Linked DNA regions of Mus musculus: region 2 is linked to region 1. A link is a loop called in an ENCODE intact Hi-C map of the cell type or tissue named here. Cell type or tissue: left cerebral cortex. All regions are shown on one strand. Links, peaks and the distances in the headings refer to the core of each region. The heading gives the core; the rest is flanking DNA.

Region 1 (5,386 bases), core at 78-5,077:
GAAGCATTCAACAAAGGGGATGTGGCCTTGCTAGACAAAGTGTCTCCCTGGGGATAGACTTAGAGGTTTAAAAAGATTTATGCTCCTTTGAATTAGCCCTCTCTGCTTCCTATCTGTGGGTCAAGATGTGAGCTCCCAGCTGTTTCTGCTGCCATGATGGACTCCAACCCTCTGAAACTGTATGTTTAATTAAACACTTACTTTTATAAGTTGTTGTGATCACAGCATTTTGAAAAGAGAAAAGAAACTAAGACAGAAGTTATCAGGAGTAGGATATTATTGTGACAGGCCTGATCATGTGGTATGGTTGAGGAATGTAAAATACTTTGGGACTTTAGACTAGAAAAGCAATAGAACACTGTAGGTAAAACTTAGTGGATCATCCCAGTACGGTTTTGGAAAGTGCTAAGAACTATGCAGACTGTGGAAGCACAGCTCAAGAGACTGTAGATTAGAACAATATTAGCGACTGGGCTACAGACTATTCTTGTGATATTTTGGCAAAAATATGGCTGTTTTCTGCCCTTGTCTTAAGAGTTTGCCTGCACCTAAATTTAAAAGTAATAAAGAATTTCTTTGGGGGTGGGGGGAGAATTCAGGACTGCCTAATGTCAACTCTATTGACTCTTTTGTGTGATTACTAGTTACCATTCTTACACAGGTCCCCAAGGAAAAAGAACATGTGGAGAAAAAAAAAGAAATACAAAGTGTATTTTATAAGAGATAAAGAACACCAGAAAGGTTAATGCTGAAGTCGAGCCTTGTGGTGAAAGCACCAAAGTAATCAACATGAGACCTGGTCTACATTGGTATAAAGGGAAGCGTGCCCTCATGTCAAGACCCTGACCAACTAAGCTTCCAACCTGTGAAAAAGCAAAGGTCAGGTGAATTTTCTACTCTCAAAAAGTAACAACAAGTCAAAGCTTCTACAAATGTGATGGAAGAGTTCCAGGGTTCGCTCCACAAGTGGGTAGTCAAACTAAACAATGTCATCCATGGGTTTCAAACTTTAGCCATAAAGAATATACCTGTAAAGGGGCTGGAGAGTCTTCTGTGTTTAAGGAGAGCCACTGTGGCAACGAGTGTGGCAGGGGAATCTCGGCATGGAAACCCTGAGAGGTCTCCATACAATGTCTTCATGCAATGAAGCTATAAAAATAAAGCCTGGACTGTGTGAGATGCCAGAGCCATGTGCCAGAACCATGGGATATGTGTCAAGCAGAGCTGCACATGGGAATGGAACTAGACCAAGAGACAGAGTGTATTACAGTTAACAAACTGGAAGGATGGTACCATCTGAGCCCTCTAACACTAGACTAGTCTTGTTCAATGTTGCCTCCCTATGATTCAATTTTTCCATTTTAAAATGATAATGGACATTCTATGCCATTATGTGTTGGAAGTGTATAGTTTGTTTTTATTTTATTTTATTTTATTTTATTTTATTCTATTTTATTTTACAGAGGATTACAGATAAGAGATTGCTTCCAGTCTTAAAAGAGATTTTGAATGTTGGCCCTGAAAATGGGAAAGAATATGGAAACATTTAAAGTTGGACTAAACACATTTTGATTTATAATATAGTCACACATCTACAGGGGTTAGGGAGCAGAATGTAGAGGGTTAGATGAAAATGAGTTCCATGGCCTTATATGATTGAATACTTGGTCCCCAGCTGGTGAAACCATTTGGGAAGGACTAGGGGGTGTGGCCTTACTGGAGGAAGTGTGTCACTGGGGGTGGACTTTGAGATTTAAAGAGAATCATGCCACTTTGAGTTAATCCCCTCTGCCTCCTGTTTTTGGGTCAAGACATGAGCTCTCAGCTATTCCTTCTGCCATGCCTTTGCTCAGCCATCATGGACTTCAACCCTCTGAAACCATACGTGCAATTAAATGTAGGAGCATCAGGTAGTTCTTTCTATATGCTGAATCTGTGATAGCTAATTTAGTTTCAGAGAAGCAATCAGAGTGAAAGACACTTAAAAATTCTAGCAAATTTGAGGAGGCACTTCAATCAATCCCAGCACACATCCAACTTGCTTGAAATTTTATCAAATGCTTTCCACCCCTTTATTGAATATGTAAGGGAAAATACAATGCACAGAAAGAACTACCTGAGTTCCCCAGTGAGATGTCATTGACAGAAATTCCACTTGAGTTGGTATAACCCCTAAGCAGTTGAGGAAGCAAGTGAATGTACAGGCTTTGGCAAGACATTCTCTGATTTAGATATAAAACCAGCACAGAGAGCCTGTAACATCAAGATGCAAAACACTTTTGGGCTGTGAGTCAGTTTTCTTCTCCAGGCAATTAGCAATTACCAGCATTTATTCAGTGAATGGGAGTCAGGCAAACAGACAGACGTTGACAGTCTGTTATTACCGCACAAAAGAACTGCAGCTTTTATCCTCTCAGAGGAAGGAAGACTTTCAGAACGCCTCAACCAACTTTCAGGCTCACACACTTCCCAGGCCTATGATTTATTTCATCATCGACCTTAAAAATAATATAAAGTTCAGCCATTTCTATTTGAGGAACCGCTTGCAGATGTACCTCCCAAGACTCCCATGGAGCCAAAGAGACTGTTGACAGTAACTACAAACATAGAGGCACTGAGTCAACAGCCCACAGAGGGCGCCAGGCTATACTGCTCACACACAGCTTCATTCCAAGGAAGGACACGTGTTCTAGTTTCCTTCCTTTTGTTGTAGTAAAAATACTCTGAGAAAAGAAAACTTAGAACAGAAAGAGTTTCAGTCCATCACTGGGGAAAAGTTAAAGCAAGAACTTTAAACAGCTAGTCACACTATATCCGCAATCAAGAGAAGAGACAAAATAATGCATACATGCAAGCATAGTTGCTCGCAAGCTGTCTTGCTTGACATATTCTGCTTGATTATGCCACCCGTATAGTTCAGGACCCCTAACTAAGGAAAATGGTGCTGCCCAGAGTGGACTGAGTCAGCACTGTCACACATTAATTATCCTACTTAGATATGTTCAACCCAATTCCTCATTGAGGTACTACTCTTCATAGATTCTTCTAGAATGTGTCGAGTTGACAATAAAAGTTATCCATCCCAACACCCTTCATGCAAGTTTCCTTTACCACTTTCCACTATGTAGATGATGTTTCTGTAAGATCAAATCAAATGTGATAATTACTTATCATTAGGAACCAGTACTAGATACTCATAGAAGTAAGAATGAATGGGTCATCTGTGCTTGGATATGGCTCTCTTCATCCATAGGCTTTCAGCTTGGCCAGAGGCTGAGCAAGGCAGCCAAAAGCAATTTGGAGTCTCCTGGTTAGGTTATAATCCAACACTCTCGAACCACAGGCAGATCTACCTCCAATACTGATGGAAACATTCTTTAAAGGATAGCACCTAATTAATCCAAGACTTAGTTCAGCTTTCCTATTTGACAGAATCATAAACTCTACCTCACAGGAAGTAGAAACGCTGTACAGGAAGCATGCTCCCTTGCACACGATGCATGGGCAACACATACAGGTGTTAAAAGTTAAGAGCTCATCTACTTTTTGTCAGCCAGTTATAAAATGTCCTTATAATTCAGTCTTAGTGCTCTGTCCATCAACCCTTAGTGTACAAAAGTCCAGCCCTGTCTATTCATTCCCTCTCACATTATCAGCCTTATCAAGAGTAGAATTCCAAGCATTTGTGTAGCCTGGAGGTTATCCAGAGCACCACACAGCTTTCCTAGCCCTGATCCCTTACTGCCTTTCCCCAACCCTACTAGGATCCCTTTTTTCCACCTATGATCCTATGTAAACTGTGGCATCTAAAATAATAGCTTCCTCCATAGCACTATGTTCATTCAGGCATGTAAAGCACTGTCCAAAGTACAAGTGTTCCTTCCTACTTGCTGTCCTTCTTGCCCTGTAGACGGTGTCTCCCAAGTTTTAATCCTCTCTGGAGATTTCCAGTTTTATAGCCCCACACTCTTGTCACTTCTCTCACTCTGGACCCCTACCATGCACCAGACCTAACTTTCAGTTCACCTATGTTCTATGACAATCTGGTATTGGCTTGAAGTCCTTGAATAGTCTCTACCCAGAGTAGATGAACTATAGCCAGATTAAAGTGTCTCATCTTCAATCAGAAATAAAGTCACATGTGAAAAAAACACATGTGCACACAACTGCACAGGTACAACATATGTTCAATAAAATGTGCTTCCTATCATTTTAATAAATTTCTACCAAAAGCCGACCTGCTTATGTTTCTCTTAATATTTTTTTTCTTTTTCTTACTTCTGTCTTCTATACTTCTGTACTTTAAATATATCCCCCAAATGTACTGGAAACATCATTCCCTAAATCATATGTCAGGTCAATGATACTTGTGACCCATAGGAGGTATGTGGGATTCAATGGGGTCATGAGGGTGAGCCCCTCCTGTATTTTCCTGAGCTATATTTCCCCATTTATATAATTCTTGTCTTCCTCTTCCTGTATCTACATCAATACCAAAGTCCAATTTGTATCTCATCTCTTCCTGAAGCTTTCCTTACCCCCTCTAACACACAGTTTGCTTCATCTGTGTATTCTGTGTATATTCAACATCACTGTTGGTGACATAGTTGAACAATAAATTTGCCTTTTCCATGACAGAAAAAATGGTCAGTTAAGAATAATAAGAGTATAGTTAGCAATGTAAGAGTATGAACTGCACTCCCACATAAACTATGAAGAAGAATTTGAGGTGTTGGACATAATGGTTTGAAAGTTTGTCTCTCAAAAACTCACACTGAGGTCTAGCTGTATTGTAAGAGTGTTGAAAATGGGGTTCCCAGAAGGTGATTGAGCCATGAGGACTCCTGCCTTGTGGTTAGGATCAACACCACCACAAAATGAGGAAGTCCAGGTCCTGTTTTATCTCTAAGATTTCTCCAGGTGCTGGCACCTTGACCTTAGACTTCTACTGCTCCAGAGTACTGAGGCAATACATTTTCATTTATTATAAGTTACCTAGCGTGTTCTGTTCTTTCTCTCTCTCTCTCTCTCTCTCTCTCTCTCTCTCTCTCTCTCTCTCTCTCTCTCCCTCTCTCTCTCTCTCTCTTGTTTTCTTTTTTTTTTGTTTTGTTTTGGTTTTTTTTTGGTTTTTTTTTTTTTTTTTTTTTTTTGGTTTTTTGAGACAGGGTTTCTCTGTGTAGCCCTGGCTGTCCTGGAACTCACTTTGTGGACCAGGTTGGCCTCGAACTCAGAAATTAAAGGCATGCACCACCACGCCCAGCCTGTTCTGTTCTCTTGTAGCAGCACAAACTGTACTAAGATAATAAGAACTTCTTTTTATGCAATCAGTGAGTGACAGGTGAGTATGAGAGAAGCTAGCATAATGAGCCATTAGTATGTGTCTATC
Region 2 (5,386 bases), core at 193-5,192, 840 kb before region 1:
TTTGTGCAGGAATAGACACCCTGACTAAGACACATGCTGGTGAGGATGTGGAGCAAGGGAAACATTCCTCCATTGCTAGTGGGAGTGCAAACTTGTACAACCATTCTGGCAATTAGTCTGGTGGTTTCTTAAAAAAATGGGAATTGTTCTACCTCAAGACCCATCTATACCACTCCAGGGTATATACCTAAAAGATGCTCCATCATCCCACAAAGGACACTTGCTCAACTATATTCATAGCAGCTTTATTAATAACCTGAAACTGGAAACAACCTAGATGTTCCTCAACTGATGAATGGATAAAGAAAATGTGGTACATCTACACAATGGAATACTACCCAGCTGTTAAAAAAAGGACACTATGAAATTTACAGGCAAATGGATAGAACTAGAAAATATCCTGAGTGAGGTAACCCAGACCCAAAAGAACATGCATGGTATACTCACTGATTAGTGGAAATTAACCATAAATACAGGATAACCATGCTATACTCAACATACTCAAACAAGCCAAATAATGAGGAGTGCCTCATGTGTGGTGTGGGTGGTTGTAGATGCTTAAGGATGCTTGGTACTCAGAAGAAATAACAGACTTTGAGGGTGGATAGGGGAGAGAATTGGGAAGAGGACTGGGAAGGGAATGGAGTAGGAGTGGGATCAGATCTGGGCTCTGGAGAGAAGGGAAAGTGGCCCCAGAGGGCATCTCTAGGAAGTGCCAGAGACTGGAGGCAGGGGCTGGGAGGGAGTGGAGGCCCCAGGGAGTCTATGGAGGTGACTCTAGCTAAGACTCCTAACAGTGGGGGATATGCAGCCTGAAGTGACCACCTCCGGTAGCCAGGCAGGACCCCAAGTGGAGGGATAAGGACAGCAACCCACCCACAAAACCTTCGACCCAAATTGTGTCCTGCCTGCAAGATGTGCAGGGACAACGATACATCAGAGACTGAGGGAATGGCCCAACAGAACCATCCCACAGGCAAGAACCAAATCCCTGACACTACTGATGATACTCTGTTATGCTTGCCTACAGGAACTTAGCGTACCTGTTCTCGGAGAGCTACACCCAGGAGCTGATTGAAACAGCTGCAGACACTCATAGTCAAACATTAGATGGAGTTCTAGGAGTCTTATGGAAGAGCTAGGGAAAGGGTTGAGGGACCTGAAGGGAAAAGGAACCCCACAGGAAGACCCATAGAGTCAGCTAACCTTGACCCCTGGGTTCTCCCAGAGACTGAGCCACCAACTACAGAGCAAGCACAGGCTGGATCTAGGCCTCCTGCACATGTAGCAGATGTGCAGCTTGTTCTTCATGTGGGTCCCCCAACAACCAGAGTGAGGGCTGTCTCTGACTCTGTTGCCTGTCCGTGAGTCCTGTTCCCCTGAAGTGGACTGCTTTGTCTGACCACAGTGGGAGAGGATGCACCTTGTTCTGCAGTGACTTGAAGTGCCAGAGCGTGGTGATACCTGAGGGAGAGCTCCCTCTTCTCAGGGGAGAAGGAGGTGAGGGAGGGGCTGTAGGAGAGGCTGTGAGGAGAGTGGGGGACTGTGATCTGGACATAAAGTGAATAAGTTTTTAAAAAAACCTAAAAAACCAAACCAAACCAAAACAAGACAAAACAGATAATCATATAGAGTTTTAAGTTCCACACAAAGAAACCTTTGTCTGCTAGTTTTTCCTGTTTTGAGTCAGCCTGTAGTTCGGCCTGGCCTGGAGTATATCATACCTACTAGCTGGCCTTGAATTCATGGCCACCCTCCTGTTCGTACCGTTCCAAGTCATTGTGTAAGCTTTTTGCTCACCTTCAAATTGAATTTAGAACACTTTAAAATTCAATTTAAATTTCAATTGCACATGAAAGGGACTTGGATTGGGCTCGCCTCCCACACAGGAGGCCCTGGGTCCCGTGCCCAGCACTGCCTGTTTGTACGTTAACACACCTTCCCCCAGCACACAGGAATCCATATCAGAGGTACTTAAGGAAGAACTTCCTGTGCACAGCGATGAGGATGAGGTCTTAACACATCTATTTCACATGTGAATGAGAACGAATCACATTTGCCAAATGTGAGATATATTAACATAGTCCACAGTTCTGAAACTTATTAATGACCAGATTCTAGACAGAGCAGCTGGCGTTAAGTCCGTCCCCCCCCCCCCCCCCCCCGTGAGATTCAGGCTTGAGCCATTTTTACAGTAAGGAACATTTAAAATGTTCTAAAATGTCTTCCAGAAGAAATTGAGTTGCTTGCAATTTGTATCTATCTCCCTTTAATTTTGACAGCAGAATGGTCCTGAGGAGACATGGGTGATAGAGAAATGCAGGCTTTCTAGGGTGTTAATATAAGGGTACAGCCTCACTTATTGGGGGTTCAGCCCTGGCAGTACCGTGGTTTAGGTCGTTTCTCCTGATGTTTACCCATGGCTTATAAAGCATCAGACAGGCACTTAATGATCTTCTGGAAAGACAAACCAAGCTCTTTTCTGTTAATTTCTATTTCTGTATTTTATTTTTTAGAACTGGTTTTCTGAGACTGTTATCTGTGGAATTTGAGTTAGTTTATGCAAACAAATAATTTGAAATGGAATGAAGCCGTTATAATCACTTCGAGCTCTTCATTGTGTGTGTGATGTTTATAATAAAACAAAAACGTGAGAGAATTCTCTAAATAATTAGCTGTGATCTCCGCATTTATTCATGGACTACATTATTAGAGCATTTTATACACAATCTTAAAAATCCCTTCCTCAACGGCATGCCACGAACATTGACTAGACATACAATGAGGTCGTTTCAAAAGCCTTTATTAAGACTTTATCTTCTTTCCACAATAAATTAACGTGCCGTTGCGCAATGCGAAACAAATTTATTCACGGAAGGGAGATCAGTGCACCTTCCTCGCAGAAGGGGTGCGAATTCTGCAGCTGCACTTCTCGGCAGCAGCACCAGGAGGCGCTAATGCACCGTAGTTCGTTGTCCCTTTGCCAGCCCAGGTGTTGCCAGCCTGCTCTGAGCTCAGCATGCTCTGAACCTCCTGTACAACCCAGGACATGGCAGATGGACAAACTGCAGCCGCATTCGACCTTAGATGACGTTTACATAAGGGCATGATTTAGTTTCTTTGTGTATCTGGGAGGGAACTTCATGAGGTGAGGCGAAGGACTCTTTACTTTTCTTCCTATTTTTCGTGGTAAGATTAGTGGCTGCGGCCGGTAAGGGAGGGAGGAAACAATTCTTTGCTTTTGCTTGAATTAATTGCTGGCCATAAATAGCTTACGAAAGTCAGGGACTTCCGGCTGTGGAGCAGGAATTCTTAAGAACTGGAAGGAGCAGACCGAGTGTGATGGAGAGACATCTCTATTTCCTTAGAAAACAATGAAAATAGAAGATTGTGATTATGTGATTGTATGATCACGATCATATTTTATTTTAAGAAAAGGTAAACTGTCTTGTACCAGGCCATGTCTCAGAACATGAGATGCTGGTCACTGTTACAGTTTGGATCAAAAATGTTCAGTGGGAAGAAATAATCACAAGGCTTAAATTCCATAATTGCATTCCATCAGATGCATGCAAGATAACAAAAGCAAAGAGCATTTGTCCTGTAAATGACATGAAACCCTCACACAGCACAAGCAGTCAGTACATGTACCTTTTGCTTGCCTCCAGGGATATAATGGTAAAAGCTTGAGAGCTGCTGAATGTGGATGCTGATGGATGCTGCAAGGGCTCATCCTGCCCTTTGGGTTTCTTAAACTCTGTAACCAAGTTACTTATCAGTGGAAACCATCCAATAACAATAACAGAGATGGACTCGTGAACAGTAATTTATGTATAGTGTGCTGAGAGTGGAGTGTTGGCTCCCTTCTCCCTCTCTCCCTCCCTCCCTCCCTCCCGGATCCCCTCTATTCTTTCCCCTCATTTTGCCTCTTTTATGCTGAAACTATAAGCATGTGCCAAAATACCTAGTGTGAATCTTTCAAATAGCTGTAAAACAGAAGGTTCTCCAACAGTTGCCTTTGTGTCTATTTTTGATGCAGAAGCCAAACTCTATGTCCCTTCCACTCCCTAAACATATCCTGAAGCACTGTTATCCTCCCTCCCAGAAAATCTTTTCGAAGAACAACAACTTTGACAAGAAACTTTGAAAAAATTTAATTCGCCATATGTTGTGGTTTATGTGTGGGATACGGGCACTTGGAAGTCTGAGGCAGGTAGATCCTGAGTATGAGGCCACTTTAGTATGTTCCAAGTATGTTTCAAGCCAGTGTGCTAGATAGCATGGCTCTGTCTCAAAGGCAATCAAAGAACACAGAGAAACACATTAGCATATTTTTTGTTCACCAGACAAATAAGATGGATTTGTGAGATGGAGCTAGGTATTGAGGTCTATTGAAATGACCTATCAGGAAGAGATACAAATCAAGAGCTTTCAATAGAAATTTATATCTCTGAGATGAAATATTTTAGGCTATTGTTGAAGAAGTATTTTATACTCATTACTACTAAACCTACTGCTTATACATTTACACACACAGGCGCTGGACCTAGGCCCCCAGCACATTTGTAGCAGATGTGCAGTTTGGTCTTCCTGTGGATCCCCTGACTATTGGAGTGGGAGTGTCTCTGACTCTGTTGCCTGCCACTGGACCTCCTTCTCCTAGCTGGTTGGGCCTCAGGGGGAGAGGATGCACTTAGTCCTGCTGCAACTTGATATCCTAGGTTGGGTGGTAACCATGAGGGTCTTCCCCTTCTCTGAGGGAAAGGGAAGGGCTAATAGGGGAGGGATTTGAAAGGGTGGGACTGGGAGGAGAGGACAGAGGGGGACTTCCATCAGGATGTAAAGTGAATAATTAAATAAATTATTGAAAAAAGTTACAATAAGGTAAAATCAATTTAATCTCCCAAAAATGTACACACATTTATCAATAATGATCTAAAAGTTAGTTAGTTCATCAAATGTTGGCATCTCCCTCTGTGTTTACAGGAGACATAGTGCAAGGTAAGAAAATTGTTAAATAACACGTGCTTCTTTAAAGTTTGAAGGAAAGGTCAAAGGCAGCCATGCTGACTGACTAGTTATAGATTAAGATGACGGTGACTGACTTGTCATAGATTAACATGACGGCTTTGGTACTTGATAAGGAGGGGAGGTTCTAAATCTATTCCCCTGATCTTCGTTTTTAAGATGAAAACTTTACAGACACATAACTCATTGGCAAAATTTATAAGATAATGTTTAATGAGACTTAAAATAATTTTTACCAAAAACATTGAAATAGCATTCTTTTGTTTGTTTGTTTTTTGTTTTTTGAGTCAGGGTTTCTCTGTGTAGTCCTGGCTGTCCTGGAACTCACTTTGTAGACCAGGCTGGCCTTGAACTCAGA

What was found. Peaks named below come from ENCODE experiments on the same cell type or tissue, not always from the same donor. Only the 100,000 strongest peaks of a DNase experiment are listed, where the experiment ranks them.
Region 2: it touches region 1 in a loop (3-fold over the local background); 4 of 42 quality-filtered maps call a loop at or near these places.

What each region holds. Positions count from the first base shown.
Region 1 is chr10:6,869,269-6,874,654 of GRCm38, forward strand. It overlaps a transcript of Oprm1 not described here. Among named protein-coding and RNA genes, the nearest start is that of Oprm1, 83 kb to the left of the region's middle. In left cerebral cortex, for the core only: a CTCF peak has its summit at 2,591 (motif pointing right); a DNase peak (open chromatin) is centred at 2,370.
Region 2 is chr10:6,033,055-6,038,440 of GRCm38, forward strand. No RefSeq gene overlaps it. Among named protein-coding and RNA genes, the nearest start is that of Rgs17, 110 kb to the left of the region's middle. In left cerebral cortex, for the core only: a CTCF peak has its summit at 2,941; a DNase peak (open chromatin) is centred at 2,962; H3K4me3 peaks cover 560 bases.